2 separate regions of the Homo sapiens genome follow, and region 2 is linked to region 1. A link is a loop called in an ENCODE intact Hi-C map of the cell type or tissue named here. Cell type or tissue: CD4-positive, alpha-beta T cell. All regions are shown on one strand. Each heading gives the region's core, and the rest is flanking DNA. Links, peaks and the distances in the headings are about the cores only. Region 1 has its middle 20 kb from the start of PSD2-AS1. Region 2 overlaps LOC124901081 (a long non-coding RNA gene).

Region 1 (11,529 bases), core at 1,878-9,877:
AGGAATCAGAATGACTCAGTGGCTTTCTTCTTCCAGGCAGGCTCCTGGCACCCTATGGAGGAGGGTAGTGGCAAATGGGGTATAATGAGAGCTGCTAGATCCAGGGTGCACCCCACATAGGGCTTGTGGTCTGCCTTTGTGGCAATGTGAGGGGGAATGGCTCTCCCAAACAAGAGCCACAAGCCTGCTGGGTGTGTGCTGATGGTGCTACAGCCAATAGAGAATGATGTACTGATGATAATGAAAATAATGATAACAACAATGAATGCTCTTTCCCAACAGCAGCCTGCCCCGGGGATCTCCTGGTCCCAAGGTCAATGTTAGGCTGATAGAGGAAACGTAGCCCTTCCCTGGTGGTCTAGTGGTTAGGATAATAAAAATAAATACACAAATAAATAAAAGGGAAATACAGTCCTTATCCCCAAGATGCCATAGTCTCAGGGAAGATGTGTGAGAGAAGAAAGACTCAGGGGCAAATACAAACCACAGCATTGCCCATCAACATCTCGGAGTCCCTGCTGCGTGCCAGGCCTGGTGCTCAGTTTTTTGCCTGATCCACTTCACTGAGTCCTCATGACCACTTGTGAGTAAGATGTGATGTCAGCCCATTTTACAGATGGGAAAATCAAGTCACAGAGAGGCGAAGTCACTTGCTCAATGTCACTATGCTTGTGAGCACAAGGTTGGGATTTGAACTCAGCCTTCTCCTCCATTCTTTCCTGTCTCCCAGAAATCATTTCATCAGTGTTGTAGAATTTCTGGCCAGAGGATCTGGGCAAAGCTGAGTCAGTCTGTTCACCTGTCAGGGTCTCCATGCTTCTGGCTGTAAAAGGGGCTTCGCACAGTTGTGAAGTGGGGATGTGAAAGAGCAGCCAGTCCCTGCCTCAGCCCTATAAGCCTGTAAGTCCCTCACAGGGTCTTCTTTCCGTCCTTTCTGCTGTAGTTCCCCTTCACTCCTCCTCCGTGGACACCAGTTTCCCTTATTTCCTGTTTCCCTTATTCCTTGGCTTAGATCAGCACCCCCTAACCTCTGCTTTCCATGACCCTTGCTTGGAGGAGGAGATGTGTGTGCGACAGGCAGTGTTAAATAGCCCACCGGCCTCCATCTGGTGCTGTTTCCTGACTGCTCAGGGAGATCATCCATGGCTTAGGACCAGTGGGGACACTGTTGACTTTGTGATATATGTTTTGGTCAGGAACCCCTGGCTGTCTGCAGCCCTCACCCTGCCTGCCTTTTAAGGTGAGTTCCCAATACCAGGCAGGGCTCTGGAAGGCAGCTGTCCAGGAGTACCTCATCCCAACCATGAGGACCTGAGGAGGGTCATTTAGCCTTTCTGAGCCTCCGTTTCCATAGCTGTAAATCAAGGATAATAATAATGCCTGACAGATAGTAAGCATTCAATAATTTTTATTTTTATTTATTTATCTTTTTTTTGAGACGGAGTCTTGCTCTGTTGCCAGGCTGGAGTGCAGTGGCGTAATCTCGGCTCACTGTAACCTCCGCCTCCTGGGTTCAAGCAAGTCTCCTGCCTCAACCTCCCAAGTAGCTAGGACTATAGGTGTGCACCACCATGCCTGGCTAATTTTTGTATTTTTAGTAAAGACAGGGTTTCACCATGTTGGTCAGGCTGGTCTTGAACTCCTAACCTCAGGTGATCCACCTGCCTTGGCCTCCCGAAGTGTTGGGATTACAGGCATGAACCACCACGCCCAGTCCTTCATTCGTTTTTTCTTAAGACAGGGTCTTGCTCTGTTGCCCAGGCTGGAGTGCAGTGGCGCAATCATAGCTCACTGCAGCCTCAAACTGGGGCTCAAACGATCCTCCCACCTCAGCCTCTTGACTAGCTAGGACTACAGGTGTGCACCACAATGCCTATCTAAGTAAAGAAATGTTATGTATAGACCCAGGTATCCCCTGTATTGCCCATGCTGAGCGCTCAATAATTGTTGCCTATTGTTAGTTGAAGTACCAGGTTGCTTGTTGAGGTCACAGAGGGGTCAACCAATTGTCACCCTCTTCTAGCTTGGCCCTAGATGGCCTTTTTTAGCGTGTCCAAGAGAGGAGGGTCATCTACCCTGCAGACAGTACTCCACTCAGAAAGGCTACAGACCCCTCCCGGCAGACCCCTCCCGGCAGAGCCAGCCCCCTTTCCTGCCAGGGGGATGGCAGGACAGGAGGCCTGGCTGGGGAGGTGGTGGGGCTGTGGCAGCAGAGAGGGGAGGCAAAGGTTGGCAGAGTGGGGAGAGATGGCCTGGGGGGAGAGCAGCGGAGTCGCTGGGGAGAGAGGGAGGCTGTTGCGCTATAAATACCTTCCAGGTAACAGGACCCATAAATGAAGGGAGGGAATTAGTCACATTCTGCAGCGCCTCAGAGAGAGGACAGGGAGCAATGACCTGAATCCACGGAAGGAAAAAAATTAGGCTAACCTTGTTGGGTGAGGGGGAGGTTAGGGGCCGGATGCTGTGCCTCCTCAGTGGGGTGCCTGAACAGGCTCTGCTGGGCGGGCCCAGGGAGGAATAACCCTGGCAGGAGGGGTCTGGAAGAAACATCTTGTCTATTCCCTCCAGATGTGTGAGGTGTGTGGGACTCTTCCTTTTCTTCTCAAGGATCTCCTGGCCTCTCTCTGAACCTCACACCCATTCCTCCTGGGAAGTCCTTCCAGGAGTCTAGCCCAGTTGTTCTTCACGTCACTCTGAAGCATGTTTTCATTCACTGCGCTCACTGTCTTTAAGCCCTGGCTCCCCCTGGGGTGCCCACCTTGTCAGGCATCTAGCTCTGGGGTCATTCCCTGGGTTCCCAATCAGGCAGAAGGATCTTTGCCGGGGAAGGCAAGAAGGCCGTGTCCTACTTCCACTCTGGACTCAAGCCGAGTGGGCCCACTTGTCCCTTGCTGGGATGATGACCATGGCCTGTGCTCTAGTCTCCTAGCTCCAGCTTCACCTGCCCTGGGCCAGCCCCTCACCCCCAGGGTTGCCAGAGCAATAGTCAGGCATGCCCTCCCTTGCTCACACCTTCCCTGCTCCTCTCGGAATGGAGGCCAGTCCCCTCGGCCTGGCACAGCGAGCCTCCAGGATTGGCCTCCAAGCAGCTTCCTAACCACATCTTCTGCCTTTGCTCTCACACCCAGCCTGCCAGTCTACATTCTCCAGGTCTTTGCACCAGCTGTTCTTTCAGCCTAGTGTTCCTGCCTCTTGCTATGCCTGGTCGACTTGCGTTTTCTCCCAAGACCCGAGCTTGAGTCTGAAATTCTCTCTGCTGCCTCCCCAGCTGAGTTGGGTCCTCCCTCATCTGTGCTTCGGAAATTCTCCAGCAAAGGTAGTCTGGGGAAGTCACCAAGATCCAATTGGGAAGTCCAGCTCTGCCTCACCCTGACTACATGGCCTCTGGTGAATAGATGAGCTCTCCTGTGCCTCAGTTTCCCCATCTGTGAAAAGGAGTTCTCACAGTGCTTCCCAAGGGTTTTACAGTTTAGGCAAGATCCTGCATGAGGAGGGCTGAGCACACAGTCAGCGGGTGGCTGTTGTTGGGGTCACAGTATTGATCACACTGTTTCTGTGTCTGCCTCCCCTGCGGGCTGCGAGATGGGGAGGGAGGGGGGCAGTGCAGCGTCCCCGTGTGACTTGTCGCCGCCACAACCGCAGTGGCCAGCTCGCGCCTGGCACTGAGACCGTAAGCAAATGTTTGCTGAATTAATGAGTGGGGGCTGCAGGGAGGGCTTGGGCTGCAGTTCCGCCTGGGCTGCTGCAGCTGGGGCGCGTACGTACATCCGTGTGCCCCTGGGAGTGTGAGTGAGGGGCGCCTGTGGGTGGGGGAGCCATATCCGTGTCCCGGGGGTCTGGCGGCGCCGTGGGCAGCCTGGCGCGCCCGCTCCCTGGGGTCCCCGCCGAGCGCCTGCCTGGCTGCGGGACCCCGTTGCCAGGAGCAGTCAGGATGCGGCAGCGTCTCCATGGCAACGCGGCATCTCGAGCCGCGCGCCGCCCTCCCCCGGCGCCCCGCAGTGGGCAGGAGGCCGAGCCTGGCAGCCCCTCCCGGCCCAGCAGCCAGCAAGCTGGGCCAGGAGGCCGAAACCTGATGGGAGGGGCTGAGCAGGGGGCTCCTTATTTTCTAGGGATAAGGGGCTGACCTGCCTTTACTTCCCACCTCATCTGGGGGAGGTAGATAATAGAGCCTGTCCTCTGTCTATGAGCAGCACCCTCCACACCCGCCAGGAAAGCAGGAATAGGTTCTGGTCAGGGCAGGATACCCTCACTGGCGAAGGGACATTTCTGATCTAAGTCCTGGCTGTGAAAGTGGCGCTGTTGTGAGGGGCACTGAGGCACAGCCAGGGAAGTGCCATACTGTTCCAGGGCTTCAGTGTGACCCCAGTGACTTCCATGACCCACCCGATGTCCACCCATGTCCCCACTTCTCATAGATAATGCCCAGTACCTGCCACGAACCCTTCCAACGCCCCCTCACCCTCTCAGTTGTGCCATATCCCCAGACCCACTCAGTACTTCCCACTGCGGGTTCCGTGACCCTCCCACCCCTGGTTCCCACTCAGTGCCCCTTCTGCTCGCTATCTTCACACTGCCTTCCAGTTCTTCCCAGCACACAATGTCTCCAGTTGTTATTCAGTACCCCCAGTGCCTACGCAGTGGTACTTCCAACATGCACTCAGGGCCCCCGTTACCACCAGGAAACCACCCAGCGCCCTCTTTCCAGTTTAGGCTTGGTACCACTTAAATAGCCCCCAGGGACCACCCACTGCCCCCAGTACCTGCCCGGTGGCCCCCAGTGCCCTCCTATTAATCGGCCCAGTACCCTGCACATCCACTGTAGTTCCCCACCTCTTCGTACTTCTGTTCACCTAGTGCTAACCACTACAATCTCGTTCTGCCCAGTATATTCCCACCATGCAGCCCCTTGCCACATTATTTCCAGATAAATCCCCATTCGCCCCCTTGCCCACCTCCCACCCTCCAAGCCCAAGCTCCGCCGGGCCGCAGTGCTCGCAGCGGCCAGGAGGGGGAGAGAGCGAGTAGTCAGCAGGAGACCGAAGCGCGGGGCGCGGCTGGGGAGAGGGTCGAGGGGCAGCATCCAAGGCCGTCTTCTTACAAGGGCTGAATCCGAGCCCAGGGTGCGGCTGCGTTCCGGGGGGGTTCCTCCCGGAGTGACCGCACCCCTGCCCCGCATCTTCTGCAAACCCCTCCGGGTCCGCCGCCACCGCCGCCGTCGTGGCTTTGGCTCTGAGAAGGGGCGCGCGCCCTCTGGTGGCTGCTGAGCAGTACAGCTTCCTAGGCCGATGAGAGGACGCCGCTCTGGCCCGGGGTGGTGCGTTCGTTCCCTCTCTCTTTCCCTGTCCTCCTTTTTTGGGCCTGTCCTCAAGCTGGCGGCGATGGGGTGACGGCAAGCCAGGCCCCTCTGTGGTGGCTGGGTAGAGAGCCTGGGGTCTGGATGAAGGGAGAACATTGGGTAGGGAGGTGTGGAACCAGGGCCTGGGGAGAGGGACCGCGGAGCAGAATGGTGGTGGGGGTGGATCGCTGAGTCCACAGATGAAGGACTAACAGATGGATCTGAACTCAGGAAGTCTACAATCTGAGCTGTGATTCGATGTGCTGTTTGTAGAAGGGGGCGATACAGGATTGGTGGCAGTAGGGTGAGGCCTCCCTTCCAGGCCTGGCAGTTCTATCTGGCCCTAAGCCTTTCATGGGATACTTGTTGATGGACCTACCCTTCGATGACTCTGTTTCTGCCTCTGCCCGTCTACCAGCGCCTAGCCTTCTTTTCACCTGCCTGGGCCTGTTTCTCAGTCTTCAGCAGTCCTGGAATGGTGGGGGGCACCCTCTCCCTGTCCCACAATATGGGGTTTTCTCTCCTCTGTGTATGGGGGAAATGGATGGAGCTAGAGCAGAAGGGACCCAGGTTAGACTCTTGCAGTCTGTCCTGAGTTTAGGTGACCTTGGCCTGTAGGACCCTCCATGGTTAGATCTGTGATTTTGTGCCCATTCCAGCAGCCCCACCTCGATGGATTAATAAGTTCCCTTAGACTTAAAGGTCCTTAGAGATGCCTCCTCCATCCTCGCCATTGCCTGGCTGGGGAAACTGAGACACCCAGCAGGTTAAGAATTGCTCTAGGGCGAATAGAGGGGTAGGCATCAGGATAGTAAGGTGATAAAGAGCACTGACTGGCCTGGGTTTGAGTCTGGGCAAGTCCCTTCCTTCTTTCTTTCTTTCTTTCTTTCTTTCTTTCTTTCTTTCTTTCTTTCTTTCTTTCTTTCCTTCTTTCCCTCTTTCCCTCCCTTCCTTCCTTCCTTCCTTCCCTTCTTTCTTTCTTTCTTTCTTTCTTTCTTTCTTTCTTTCTTTCTTTCTTTCTTTCTTTCTTTCTTTCCTTCTTTCTTTCTTTCTCAGAGTCTCGCTCTGTCACCCAGGCTGGAGTGCAGTGGCACAATCTCGGCTCACTGCAAGCTCTGCCTCCCAGGTTCACACCATTCTACTGCCTCAGCCTCCCGAGTAGCTGGGACTACAGGCACCCGCCACCTTGCCCAGCTAATTTTTTTTGTATTTTTAGTAGAGACAGATTTCACCGTGTTAGCCAGGATGGTCTCGATCTCCTGACCTCGTGATCCGCCTGCCTCGGCCTCCCAAAGTGCTGGGATTACAGGCGTGAGCCACCGCACCCAGCCACCATCTTTCTTTCTTTCTTCCTTTTATTTTTATTTTTTAAAGACAGAATCCCACTCTATTGCCCAGGCTGGAGTGCAATGTCACGATCTCAGATCACTGCAACCTCCACCTCCCGGATTCAAGGGATTCTTATGCCTCAGTCTCCCAAGTAGCTGGGATTACAGGCATGCACCACCATGCCCAGCTAATTTTTGTATTTTTAGTAGAGACGGGGTTTCCCCATGTTGGCCAGGCTGGTCTCGAACTCCTGATCTCAAGTGATCTGCCCACCTCGGCCTCCCAGAGTGCTGGGATTACAGATGTGAGACACGGCATCTGGCCCCTCCTGTCTTTGTAAGCATCAGTTTTCTTATTTATAAAATGAGGATCAAAACTCTACCTACTTCCCAGGAGAGCTGTAAAGATTCAGTCAGATGAGGATGATATTGGAGAGAATAATAACAATGATTGGAGCTGTTAATAATGTTAACTGAGCACTCACTTTGTGCCAGGTGCTGTGCAAAGTGATTCAGCACATGCAATCCAAGAGGTTATATACCAGCTTGACAGAGGTAAGGCTCTTGCTCAGAGGCTCTCAGTGATGACCAGCTCACAGGCAGAGTGACAAAGCCCCTACCAGGTCTAGTGCCTGACCCCAGGGCACCAGGATGAGTTCCAGAGTCCTCTGCCTCAGCTAGGGCTGGAGGCAGAGAGAGGGACAAGAAGACCTTGAGCTGTCCCCTGTGCAGTGCTCCCCTGTCCCCTGGGCCTGGCTCAGATATCTGGCCCCCCGCCAGGGAGGGCAAAGGGGCTGGTTGATGGAGGTAGCACGTGTCCCAGCCTGGGCAGCTGAACCTGGGGGCCTTGCCCCGGAACCTGGAACCTTTCCTGCAAAGGGAATATCCTACAGCAGGAAGGAAGGAAGTGGGGAGGGGGAGGAAGAGGAGGGAGAAAGGATAGGACAGGCCCCAGCTGGGAGAGAGTTCTCTCCCAGACAGGCCAAGAAAAGAGGACCTCTGGACTCCAGGCTGAGAGGCCAGTGGGCTGGTCACCCTGGCTGCGGTTTAGATGTGTGTAGTGGGGGAGAGGAGGGCATAAAAAGAGAATGTGACCCACTCACTGCCCTCTGTTTCCTCATTTGTGTAACAGGTATAAAAACACCTTCCTTGGCCAGGCATGGTGGCTCAAGTCTGTAATCCCAGCACTTTGGGAGGCCGAGGTGGGTGGATCGCCTGAGGAAGGGAGTTCGAGACTAGCCTGACCAACATGGAGAAACCCCCGTCTCTACTAAAAATACAAAATTAGCTGGGCTTGGTGGCGCATGCCTGTAATCCCAGCTATTTGGGAGGCTGAGGCAGGAGAATTGCTTGAACCTGGGAGGCAGAGGTTGCTGTGAGCCGAGATCAAGCCATTGCACTCCAGCCTGGGCAACAAGAGCAAAACTCCATCTAAAAAAAAAAAAAAAACAACACCTCCCTCCCTCCTGGGCTGGATGGGAGTAAAAAAGTGAGGTCAGGAATGTAAAGAGCCAATCGGGCCTGCAACATGGTGGGTGCATCATGCCTCTCAGTCCCTCCACCCTGGACTAACTGTCTGATCTGTAAGACAAGACAGTAGCTCATGCAGAGTCCAGACTCCCACAGCCTGTGAACTCATGCGTTCAGTCAACAACATTATTGAGCACCTACTACGTGTTGGGGTCTGGGGCTATTGCCCTGAACAGGAGCCAGTCCCTGCCCTCATGGAATTCTGTCATTGGTGGAGGGTAGGGGAAGATGAGTCACCAGGCAGTGATGTTGGAGAAGCACAGGGCCTGTGACCCAGCCTGGTGGGTTGGGGAAGACTTCCTGAAGGAGGTGATATTCATGCCAGGACCCAGAGGGAGTGTGCATAGTCTGAAGAAGGAGCATGGTGGGAAGAGGGCTCCAGGCAAAGGGAAGAACAGGCACAGAGCCTAAGACCCAGGGCAAGCAGGGCTACGGCTGCAGCAGAGCAGGTGGCGGCGGGGGTTGGGGGAGAGGAGGACGGGCCTCAGGCCTCAGGGATAGGGCTGTGGGTATTTTCCTGACAGCAAAAATCCAGAGAAGCTTCTAGACAGGGGTGGCATGGTCAGAGTGCGATAAGTCCCAATGGAGGGCACTCAGGGCCTCCATGTGACCTGCTACCTCTATGCCCTCATCTCTCCCAGCTCCTCTGTGGGGGGCAGCCAGGCTGTAGCACTTGTGGCTCCTCAGGCTTCCCACCTTCCTTCATTATAAAGACTTCTCCCCTGCCTGAACTGCCCTCCTGTACTGAACCTCACCTATGGGCAGGGGACTGTGGTGGCTTGAGTTCTCATCTGTCCAGCACTTGCCCAGCCCTTCAGGGACACACCTTTGTTCCCTAAAGGTGAAGTGAGTCATAGATGCCCCACCTTCACCTCCTACCTGGCCATGGGTGGCCTTGTGACCCAGGCTGGGTCAGTCATTGCACTTCGGACTCAAGACACTGATGGTGGCAGTGGGGGGCAGTGCCCTGAGTTGGGCCAGCCACAGTCCTCCTTGGAAGTTTCCATCTGGCTTGCGGTGAGGGTGGAGGTGGGGCAGCTTCATTGACGTGGGGTCACACAGGGCCCCATGCTCACCAGGGCCTGCTTACCTTAATGCTCTGCTGTAGCTGTCTTGAAATGTCTCATAATTTCATCTTTGAACTTGTGTTTTGTAAGTGGGGTCCAGTGGGACAGTGGAGCATGCGGTACACAGAGAGGTAGAACCTGGGTGTCATGCGGGCCGGCTGGGGCTCCTGTGTGCATGCAGTGCTGGTGATGCCCGTGAGCACAGGATTCTGATGACCCCACCACATGTGGGGGCTCAGCAAGACTCAAAGTGAGTGTAAGGTAAGCTTGTTATGTCTACAACTGAGTAAGAGGAACGCTGACAGCCCTGAGGGACCTCACCATCCATTTCAACCAGAACTTGCCAGATGCAAGAAGAAGGCAATTGTGTGCTAAGAAACATGAACAGGGCCTGTCTTGGTGACTCACGCCTGTAATCCCAGCACTTTGGGGAGCTGAGGCAGGTGGATCTCCTGAGGTCAGGAGCTCGAGACCAGCCTGGCCAACATGGTGAAACCCCATCTCTACTAAAATACAAAAATTAGCTGGTCGTGGTGGCAGGCGGACTATAATCCCAGCTGCTCAGGAGGCTGAGGCAGGAGAATTAGGAGAATTGCTTGAACTGGGGAGTCGGAGGTTGCAGAGAGCTGAGATCGCGGCACTACACTCCAGCCTGGGCAACAGAGCGAGACTCCGTGTCAAAAAAACAAACAAACAAACAAAAAAACATGAATGGCCCAGGAACCCTGCTATAGCCTTCTTCCTCATGTTATTTCGCTGGATAAGCCAACCGCTGACACTAATCATGATGAGCTAGGACAGGGACAGATCAGGCAACCTGTAGTTCCTTTCCTTTCAGCCCCTCCTCACACATCATAAGCTAAAAGCAGAGCATGTTGAGAGAATGTGCATAAGTCAAGAAAAGAAATGAAAACAGTTGAGTAAGTTTTGTGCCCTTTCCCACCATTTCAGGTAAGATGAAATACACATGTGTGCACAAGGTACTGAATACAAATTATACGATTTTGATGATTCTGCATATGAGTTAAACACCCTTATATTTGCATTTAAAACTGACATTGCACAATAGAAAGATGAATAGTAAAATTCATGCTAGTCATTTAGATTTTTCATTTTTCTTTACTTAAAATGATATTTAACAAATACAAACTCATGACAAATCTAGAGGCAGACCAACAGAAAAGAAGCGAAGCTTTATATATCTCTAGGTACAGATACATAGATACTTTTATATTTTAGCGCCTTTATTATTAGGCATTTCCCTCCTGCTTTTTGAACAAGAAGCTCCACATTTTCATTTTGTGCTGGGTCCCATGTTGTGACTGGCCCGGGTGGCGGAGTCTCTATTTTAGGGTGAGGAATTGCGGGCCTGGGGACCCGGGGCTGCCCCACCCCTGGGCACTCCCTCTGTGGTGGAGCCGCCGTGGTGGGTAAGGCCCTGAATAGCCTGAGCGCAGGAGTGCAGGCAGGAAGCAGGCCTGCTTTCTTTTCTTTTCTTTTCTTTTTTTTTGAGATGGAGTCTCACTCTGTCGCCCAGGCTGGAGTGCAGTGGCACAATCTCGGCTCACTGCAAGCTCCGCCTCCTGGGTTCACGCCATTCTCCTGCCTCAGCCTCCCGAGTAGCTGGGACTACAGGCGCCCGCCACCACGCCCGGCTAATTTTTTGTATTTTTAGTAGAGATGGGGTTTCACCGTGTTAACTAGGATGGTCTCGATTTCCTGACCTCGTGATCCGCCCACCTCGGCCTCCCAAAGTGCTGGGATTACAGTCTTGAGCCACCGCGCCCCGCAGCCTGCTTTCCTTTCTATAACATTCTTCCCAGCTGGTGCAAGGTCTGGCTGTCCCTGGAGTCTGGCTCTCTCCCTGGTGTGCCACAGGCTATTTAGGGTCTGGGGCAGTGTAGCGCATATGGGGAAGTAAGTTCTCTCAGACTTCAAGATGCTGTTGCCCCTGGCCTTGGGGGGCATCTTCACTGACCACTGGGCTGCCATCCAAGGACCACGGTCCAACCCCTTCCAAGGGCAGGGCCTGCAGAGGGGCCTCAGAAACGGTGTTGCGGGACTGGAGATGGGCTTCTGTCTCCTCGCTCCCAGCACCCTTCCCCAGCCAGGTGAGGGAGAGGTAGTGGGTTCTCTCCTTGGCTTGCTCTTAGGGGACAATGAGAGGAGGAACGGAAAGCCCTTGGCAGGGATCAGTTAGCAGCCAGGCCTCCTGTGCGAGGCCCTCTCCCTAGAGGCAGAGGGAGTGGGAGTGGGAGTGGAAGGGCAG
Region 2 (8,000 bases), core at 1-8,000, 480 kb before region 1:
GTGTGCAGTGGGTTCTGTTTGTCCTAACAGAACAAAACATAGTCTTTTAGATTTTTAAAAAATATTCCTCTGGAAAGCCTTAATGAATGCCACATTCTAATCCCTAGTCTTGCCCCATGATATGATTTATCACTTTTTATTAAAATTCCTCAATGCTTGCCCTGTTGTGTCTTGAAGAAACTGTGGGCCAGAATAAGAATTTCAAGACATTTTTAAAATTTTTATTTGAGACAGAATCTCGCTCTACTGGTGGCACAGGCCTCTACTCCCAGTTACTTGGGAGGCTGAGGCAGGAGAATTATTTGAACCTGGGAGGTGGAGGTTGCAATGAGCCAAGATTGCACCATTGCACTCCAGCCTGGTCAATAAGAGTGAAACTCCGTCTCAAAAAAAAGAATTAAATGAGATCAGGAAAACAAGACATGAACAATATGAAGTTCAACAAACAGAAATCATTAAAAAGAACCAAATTCTGGAGCTAGAGAACACAATGACTAAATTGGAAAATTCCACAGACGTTTCAACAACAGACTCAAAAAAAGAATCAATGAACTTGAGACAGATCACTTGAAATTAGTCAGAGGAAAAAAAAATGAAAAAGTGAAGCCTATGGGACACCATCAGGTGAACCCATATACGCACTTTGGGTATTTCAGAAAGAGCAGAATAAAGGGCAGAAAGTTTACTTAAAGGAAACTTCCCCAATCTAGAGAGACAAATGAATATCCAGATCCAAGAACCCCAAATATATTAAAGATATCTTGACCAGGACACATTATAATTAAACTCTCAAAAGACAGAGTTTTGAAATTCATATATAACCTTTTCAAAAACTCCTTTGTAAGACCTGACCCCATCCTCTTGCCACTGCTAGAAGAGCAGCTACTGGTTAAGTTTTCTGTTTTTAAGTAGCCTTAAAAAATGACCTGGTTCCAGGGCATTAAAACTGTCCCAGTAGATTTCTGAGGTGTCAACTCTGCTGCAGACAGCATAACATTCAAAGGCTCTGCATTTGTCTCTAGCTGCAAGATCATAGGCAATCTTCTTTTTAAAAGCTATTTATTTATTATAAAATAGAAATGGGGTCTCACTGTGTTGATCAGGCTGGTCTCGAACTGCCCTCAAGTAATCCTCCCACCTCGGCCTCCCAAAGTGCTATGATTACAGGTGTGAGCCACTGTGCCTGGACTTTTTAATTTTATTATTTATTTCTGTAGACCTCCTCTGTGGACAAGCTTCTTGATATCTTATGTGAAATAGGAATAATGGTACGTTGGCCAGGCACAGTGGCTCACACCTGTAATCCCAGCACTTTGGGAGGCTGAGGCGGGCAAATCGCTTGAGGTCAGGAGTACAAGACCAGCCTAGCCAACTTGGTGAAATCCCATCTTTACTAAAAATACAAAAATTAGCCAAGCTGGTGGCACGGGCCTGTAATCCCAGTTACTTGGGAGGCTGAGGCAGGAGAATTGCTTGAACCTGGGAGGCGGAGGTTGCAGTGAGCCAAGATCATGCCACTATACTCCAGCCCGGGCAAGAGAGCCAGACTCCGTCTCAAAAAAAAAAAAAAGGAATAATGGTAATTAAAATGTGTTATCAACTGCTTAGTAGAGCATGTAAATAGTGGTCTATTCTGCTAGACTCCTGAGCTCCATGAGAGCAGAGACCTTTTATTTTGTTTTATTTTGTTTACTATTATGTACTGGCAAGTGCCTAGTATACAATAGTAATAAATAGTCTCTCAAATATTAGTTGGCTGCTGAATATCAAATGGTTGACCTCAAAGGTGTGAATTCCATAATTCCATTTTGTCGTCTTTTAGGACTTTTACCTTTGTCAAGCTTAATTTTCTCATCAAAAGAAATTTCAAGAAAAATGTCATTGATGACAGGACTCCTCATATTCACATAATATATTTTAATGGATTTTGTGGTGTCAAAGTATATGTCCCCAATCTTTTCTTGCTTTTTCCTCTACTCAAAATTGGAAAAGGTCCTCATTATAATCTCAAATCCATACTCTATTCTGGCATTGAAAGTTTCATTACAGGGCTGGGAGAGGAGGCTCACGCCTGTAATCCTACCACTTTGGGAGGCCAAGGCGGGTGGATCACCTGAGGTCAGGAGTTCGAGACCAGCCTGGCCAATGTGGCGAAACCCCATCTCTACTAAAAGTACAAAAATTAGCTGGACATGTTGGCGCGCACCTGTAATCCCAGCTACTCAGAAGGCTGAGGCAGGAGAATCGCCTGAACCCGGTGGGCGGAGGTTGCCGTGAGCCAAGATTGCGCCATTGCACACTAGCCTGGGCAACGAGCAAAACTCCGTCTCTAAAAAAAAAAAAGTTTCATCATTAAGCTGTACCAAACTTGTCACTTAGACCTTTCAAAGTCTCACCAGCAATTCTTGCTTTGAAAGGCCCCATTCTTTACCATTCCTGATGCACACCCACTCCCACACCCAAATGTGAATACAGCTTTTTACCCATGCCTGCTCACAAACAGGCCCACTTTGAGGTCAAACTCCTTGTCAATCTCCATCAAACCAAGATCCTAAGGGCTGGAAGTTTGTCTTTTCCATCATTGTAGAATGTCCTTCATGAAATAGGCATTTGATGAATGAAATCTTGCATTAATTTTGGTGGCCGGGCATGGTGGCTCACACCTCTAATCCCAGTACTTTGGGAGGCCAAGGCAGCCAGATCACATAAGCCCAGGAGTTCGACACCAGCCTAGGCAACATAATGAAACCCCGTCTCTACAAAAAATACCAAAAAAAAATTAGCTGGGTTTGGCGGCGCGCTTCTGTAGTCCCAGGTACTCGGAGGCTGAGGTGAAGGAACACTTGAGCCCAGGAAATCAAGGCTACAGTGAGCCAAGATGGCACTAGTGCACTCCAGCCTGGGAAACACGAGACCCTGTCTCAAAAAACAAACAAACCAACAAACAAAAACCAAACTTTTTTTCCTTTGTGTCTTTTTGCTGATAAGCCCCTAAGCACCTGTTATATTTCTTTTGAATCTCCCACATCATCACTAAGTTCCTCAATAAATAATTACTTCGTTGAAAAAGTTTGACTTTCTCTGCACGATCACCAGATGGCATTAGAACCTTATGCAAACATGGGTAGGTGTGTATCTGAACTGAGATTTGATAGGCAGTCATGTTTCTGTCTGCCAAAGGACCAGAGGCTGTTGTTTCATCTAATAGTTGAGAACAAGATCAGTTGGAATCAGACTTGCAGAGTAGAAAGCAGATCAGCTTTTGAGTGGAAGACTCAAGAGTCACTGAAAAGTAAGATTCCCTCCAAAAAAATTTTGTCTTTCCAAAGCTAGCTACATGGTGGGTTTAAACATCATCTCTTTTTTTTTTTGAGACGGAGTCTCACTCTGTCGCCCAGGCTGGAGTGCAGTGGCACAATCTCAGCTCACTGCAAGCTCCGCCTCCTGGGTTCACGCCATTCTCCTGCCTCAACCTCCCGAGTAGCTGGGACTACAGGTGCCTGCCACCACGCCCAGCTAATTTTTTTTGTATTTTTAGTAGAGACAGGGTTTCACCATGTCAGAAAGGATGGTCTCGATCTGACCTCATGATCCACCCGCCTCAACCTCCCAAAGTGCTGGGATTACAGGCATGAGCCACCACGCCCGGCCACACCCAGCTAATTTTTGGATTTTTAGTAGAGACATGGTTTCATCATGTTGGCCAGGTTGGTCTTGAACTCCTGACCTTGTGATTTGCCCGTCTCAGCCTCCCAAAGTGCTAGGATTACAGGCGTGAGCCACCACACCCGGCCAACATCATGAGGGAAGCCCCAGCCCTTGATGAATCCTACCAAATTCCTTTTCCAAGCCTGTCAAATGATTGGCCTCAAAGATGTGAATCACATTTTGTAAGCTTTGCTCAAACCTTTGAAAAACAGAAAATAACATACAGATGTAAGATTGCAGTTCCACTTTCACAATGGCTATTTAAACATTTTCCTTGCCTGGGCGTGGTGGCACACCCCTGTAAGTCCCAGTACTTGGGAGGCTGAGGAAGGAGGATAGCTTATAGCCCAGGAATTAGAGGCTACAGTGAGCCACAATCAAGCTACTGCACTCCATCCTGGATGAGAGAGCAAGACCCCATCTCTAAATATATACCCTGTCTCTAAATTTATAAATATGATAAAAAATACATAAATATATAAATTTCCTTCTTGCAGCTCCAGCTCTCAACAGAAGACTTTCTCACAGAGTAAATTGATATTAGCTGACTATAATGTCCATGTCTTCCTTCTACCAATCTAATGAAATTTCAGCACTGTCTGCTCCATACCTCCTGTTACTGTAAAGGAAATTATCTTTCTTCCCTATCCTTTCAGGAACCTCTATTATGGATTATCCCATCTCCTTGTCTTTCCAACAATTCCTTCGTTAAGATATCCTTACTGCCAATTCGTTGTGCTGAAGTCCCTCACGTAGTAAAACAAAAAACCCTTAATCCTGCTTTCTCTCCTCTAGTCTCTTCATAGCCAAAATTTTCTGCATTGAGTACTTTTTGTCTTCCTTCTTCCCATATTCAGCCTTTCCAGTCTATTTCACGCTTCAGTGGAAGCAACTCTCAATGTTACCTGATATCCATGTTGCTAAATCTTGTAGATGTCATTGGTCTTCATCTTGACCTCTTGGTAGCATTTGACCCTGTTGATCACTTTGTCCTTGAAGTATTTTGTTGTTGTTTTCAAGGCAACACAATTTCTGTGCTTTCCTTCCTCTGCCTTCCCTTCATATATACATATATTTGCTTTTCTCCCCCTACCCCTGTCCACTAAGTTTCCTTTGCTATACTTGATTAAAGTTCCTCAAGGATTGGCGCTCAGGCCTCTTTTTTCACTGCATCCACTTAAGGTTCTTTTTTTTTTTTGAGACAGAGTCTTGCTCTGTTGATCAGGCTGGAGTGCAGTGGTGTGATCATGGCTCACTGCAACCTCAGCCTCCCAAGTAGCTGGGATTACAGGCGAGCGCCACCACACCCAGCTAATTTTTTATATTTTTGGTAGAGATGGGGTTTCACTATGTTGGCCAGGCTGGTCTCGAACTCCTGACCTCAAACGATCTGCCTCCCAAAATTCTGTGATTACAGGCATGAGCCACTGCGCCTGGCCGCTCTTTTTTTTTTTTTTTTTTTTTTTTTTTTAACAGGGTCCTGCTCTGTTGCCTAGCTGGAGTGCAGTGCCACCCCCTCCCAGGCTCAGTCGATCCTTCCACATCAGCCACCCCTGACCCTGTCTACCCCTGCCCCGGAGTAGCTGGGACTACAGGTGCGTATGCCACCACGCCTGGGTAATTTTTGTATTTTTTGTAGAGACATGGTTTCACCATGTTGCCTATGATGGTCTTGAACTTTCTGGCCTCAAGCGATCGGCCCACTTTAGCCTTCCAAAGTGCTGGGATTACAGGTGTGAACCACTGTGTCTGGCTTTAAGTTTATTTTTCAACTCCTGTTACTTCGTTTACGGCATTAACTTGTAAATTTGTCACTAACCCACAATCTTTCCCTGGGCTCAAGACCCATATATACCACTCCTTACCTTAAAATTCATGTGTCCCCAACTGAACTTGCGTTGGATAGTATTAAATAGGACTTGTATTACCCAGTTTATCTTAGATTCTGCATTTGAATTTGTAACCCCAGGGAAATGGCCCTTTCCTACATCTCCAGCCCTTTTTAATGTCTATGCACAGGAGGCTGAGGCGGAAGGATTGCTTAAACCCGGGACGCAGAGGTTGCAGTGAGCCATGGTCACACCACTGCACTCCAGCCTGAGCAACAGAGCAAGACCCTGTCTCCAAAAATAAACAACACACCAAAAATTCTGCAGTTTCCCAAAGTCTACCTCAGAGTTTTCACACATTCTGATCCCTCTGCCTGGGGATGCTTTATTCCCTTCACCTAGTTAATTGCCTACTCGTCAGATATTAGCTCAAACCTCAGTTTCTCAGGAAAGCTCCTCATTCCCTCAGATTATTCACTCGTCTCAAATACATATTTATTGGTTTAATGTCTGCATAAAGTGTAAGCTCCATGAGGGCAGTGCCTTTGTCTCCTTTCCTGCTCTTTGGCTGAGGCCTAATATATTGACACAGTAGGTACTCAAGAAATATTTCTTGTATCACTGACTAAATTAGATTGAGATAAAGTAATATTGTGAATCAGTGGCTTACTACTTATTTTGTAGATAAAACAATTTACCCTGTCTTGAGATGGTAACTTCATTTTTTTTTGAAACGGAGTTTTGCTTTTGTTGCCCAGGCTGGCGTGCAATGGCGCGACCTTGGCTTCACCGCAACCTCCGCCTCCCGGGTTCAAGCGATTCTCCTGCCTCAGCCTCTCGAGTAGCTGGGATTACTGGTATGCACCACCATGCCCGGTTAATTTTTGTATTTCGAGTAGAGACGGGGTTTCTCCATGTTGGTCAGGCTAGTCTCGAACTCCCGACCTCAAGTGATCCACCTGCCTCGGGTTTCCAAAGTGCTGGGATTACAGGCATGAGTCACCGCGCCTGGCCAAGTAACTTCATTTTTATGGCTATGCCATTTCAGGTAGTGCTTCGTTGAGGCATCAAGACTCCACTGACCAGCTTTTTCACTTTATTGAATTACATAACCTTTTTTTTTTTTTTTTTTTTTTTTTTGAGACAATGTCTGACTCTGTAGCCCAGGCTGGAGTGTGCAGTGGTGCACTAGGCTCACGGCAACCTCCGCCTCCGGCTCAAACGATCCTCAGCCCCGTCCTCCGTACCAGGTGAGTAGCTGGGACCACAGGCGTACACCACCACGCCCAGCTAACTTTGTGTTATTATTATTATTTTAGTAGAGACGGTGTTTCGCCACGATGCCCAGGCTGGTCTGGAACTCTTGAACTCAAGTGATCCACCCGCCAAGGCCTCCAAAAGTGGTGGGATTACAGGCGAGATCTACCGTGCCTCAAATCACATAACCTTTTAATGTCTCAGTTTTGTGATCTACCAAATGGTATCCCACAGTAGCCGCCTCTCAAGGTTATTGTAGGGTTATGTGTAAACTGCTTATTGCATTGCCCACCTTATAGAAAGCACTCCATATTATAATCATTAACTGTGCTGGAAAATTCCCAACTCTCCAGATGCGGAGTTCTGCAAGGATGGTTGGGGAGAGAGTTGCAGCCAGATTAGGTCTCCAAACAATTTACTTAAGCCTCTGAAGGCCGGAGCTCAAATCCCTCCAACCCGGGTACCTAACCAGTACCTCAGTCCCAAGAGTGTATTGCATTCAGTCAAATTCACCAAAAGGCGGCGGTGGTCTTTAGGAAGGAAAAGGCTCGCGGTCCTCCGCCTCAACGACCCTCCTGCACAGAATTCCTGATTTTAAAAACCAGCTGGCCACTTTGGGAGGCCGAGGCGGGCGGATCACAAGGTCAGGAGATCGAGAGCATCCTGGCTAACACGGTGAAACCCCCGCCTCTATTAAAAATGCAAAAAGAAATTAGCCAGGCGTCGTGGCGGGCGCCTGTAGTCCCAGCTACTCCGGAGGCTGAGGCAGGAGAATGGCGTGAACCCGGGAGGCGGAGTTTGCAGTGAGCCGAGATCGCGCCACTGCACTCCAGCCTGGGTGACAGAGTGAGACTCCGTCTCAAAACAAAAAACAAAACAAAAAAAACAGCTGGCTGGGCGTGTAGGCTCACGCCCTTAATCCAATGCTGAGAGGCGGAGGCGGGAGCACTGCTTGAGCCAAGGAGTTCCAGACCAGCCTAGGCAAAATAACGAGACACCATCTCTACGGAAAAAATAAAAATAAAAAAGTTAGCTGGCCATGGTGGTGCGAGCCTGTAGTCCCAGCTACTGGGGAGGCTGAGGTGGGAGGATCCCTTGAGGATAGGAGTTCGAGGCTGCAATGAGCCATGATAACGCCAGCGCACTCCAACCTGAGCAACACAGTTTATTTATGATAAATAAATAAACATACCTAAATAAAAACCA

What was found. A loop is a pair of places that touch in the nucleus more often than their neighbours do. Peaks named below come from ENCODE experiments on the same cell type or tissue, not always from the same donor. Only the 100,000 strongest peaks of a DNase experiment are listed, where the experiment ranks them.
Region 2: it touches region 1 in a loop (5-fold over the local background); 2 of 110 quality-filtered maps call a loop at or near these places.

What each region holds. Positions count from the first base shown.
Region 1 is chr5:139,760,627-139,772,155 of GRCh38, forward strand. It overlaps a transcript of PSD2 not described here. Among named protein-coding and RNA genes, the nearest start is that of PSD2-AS1, 20 kb to the left of the region's middle. RefSeq lists enhancers at 1,681-2,344, 2,345-3,007, 3,008-3,671. In CD4-positive, alpha-beta T cell, for the core only: CTCF peaks have their summits at 5,077 and 5,281 (motif pointing left); DNase peaks (open chromatin) are centred at 3,945 and 5,235; H3K4me3 peaks cover 655 bases; H3K27me3 peaks cover 2,188 bases.
Region 2 is chr5:139,285,288-139,293,287 of GRCh38, forward strand. LOC124901081 (a long non-coding RNA gene) reads right to left here. Exons shown (of 4, transcript XR_007058956.1): 1 at 7,987-8,000; 2 at 1-23. It also overlaps a transcript of MATR3 not described here. Among named protein-coding and RNA genes, the nearest start is that of MATR3, 4.5 kb to the right of the region's middle. In CD4-positive, alpha-beta T cell, for the core only: a CTCF peak has its summit at 3,098 (motif pointing right); a DNase peak (open chromatin) is centred at 3,134; H3K4me3 peaks cover 492 bases; H3K27ac peaks cover 50 bases.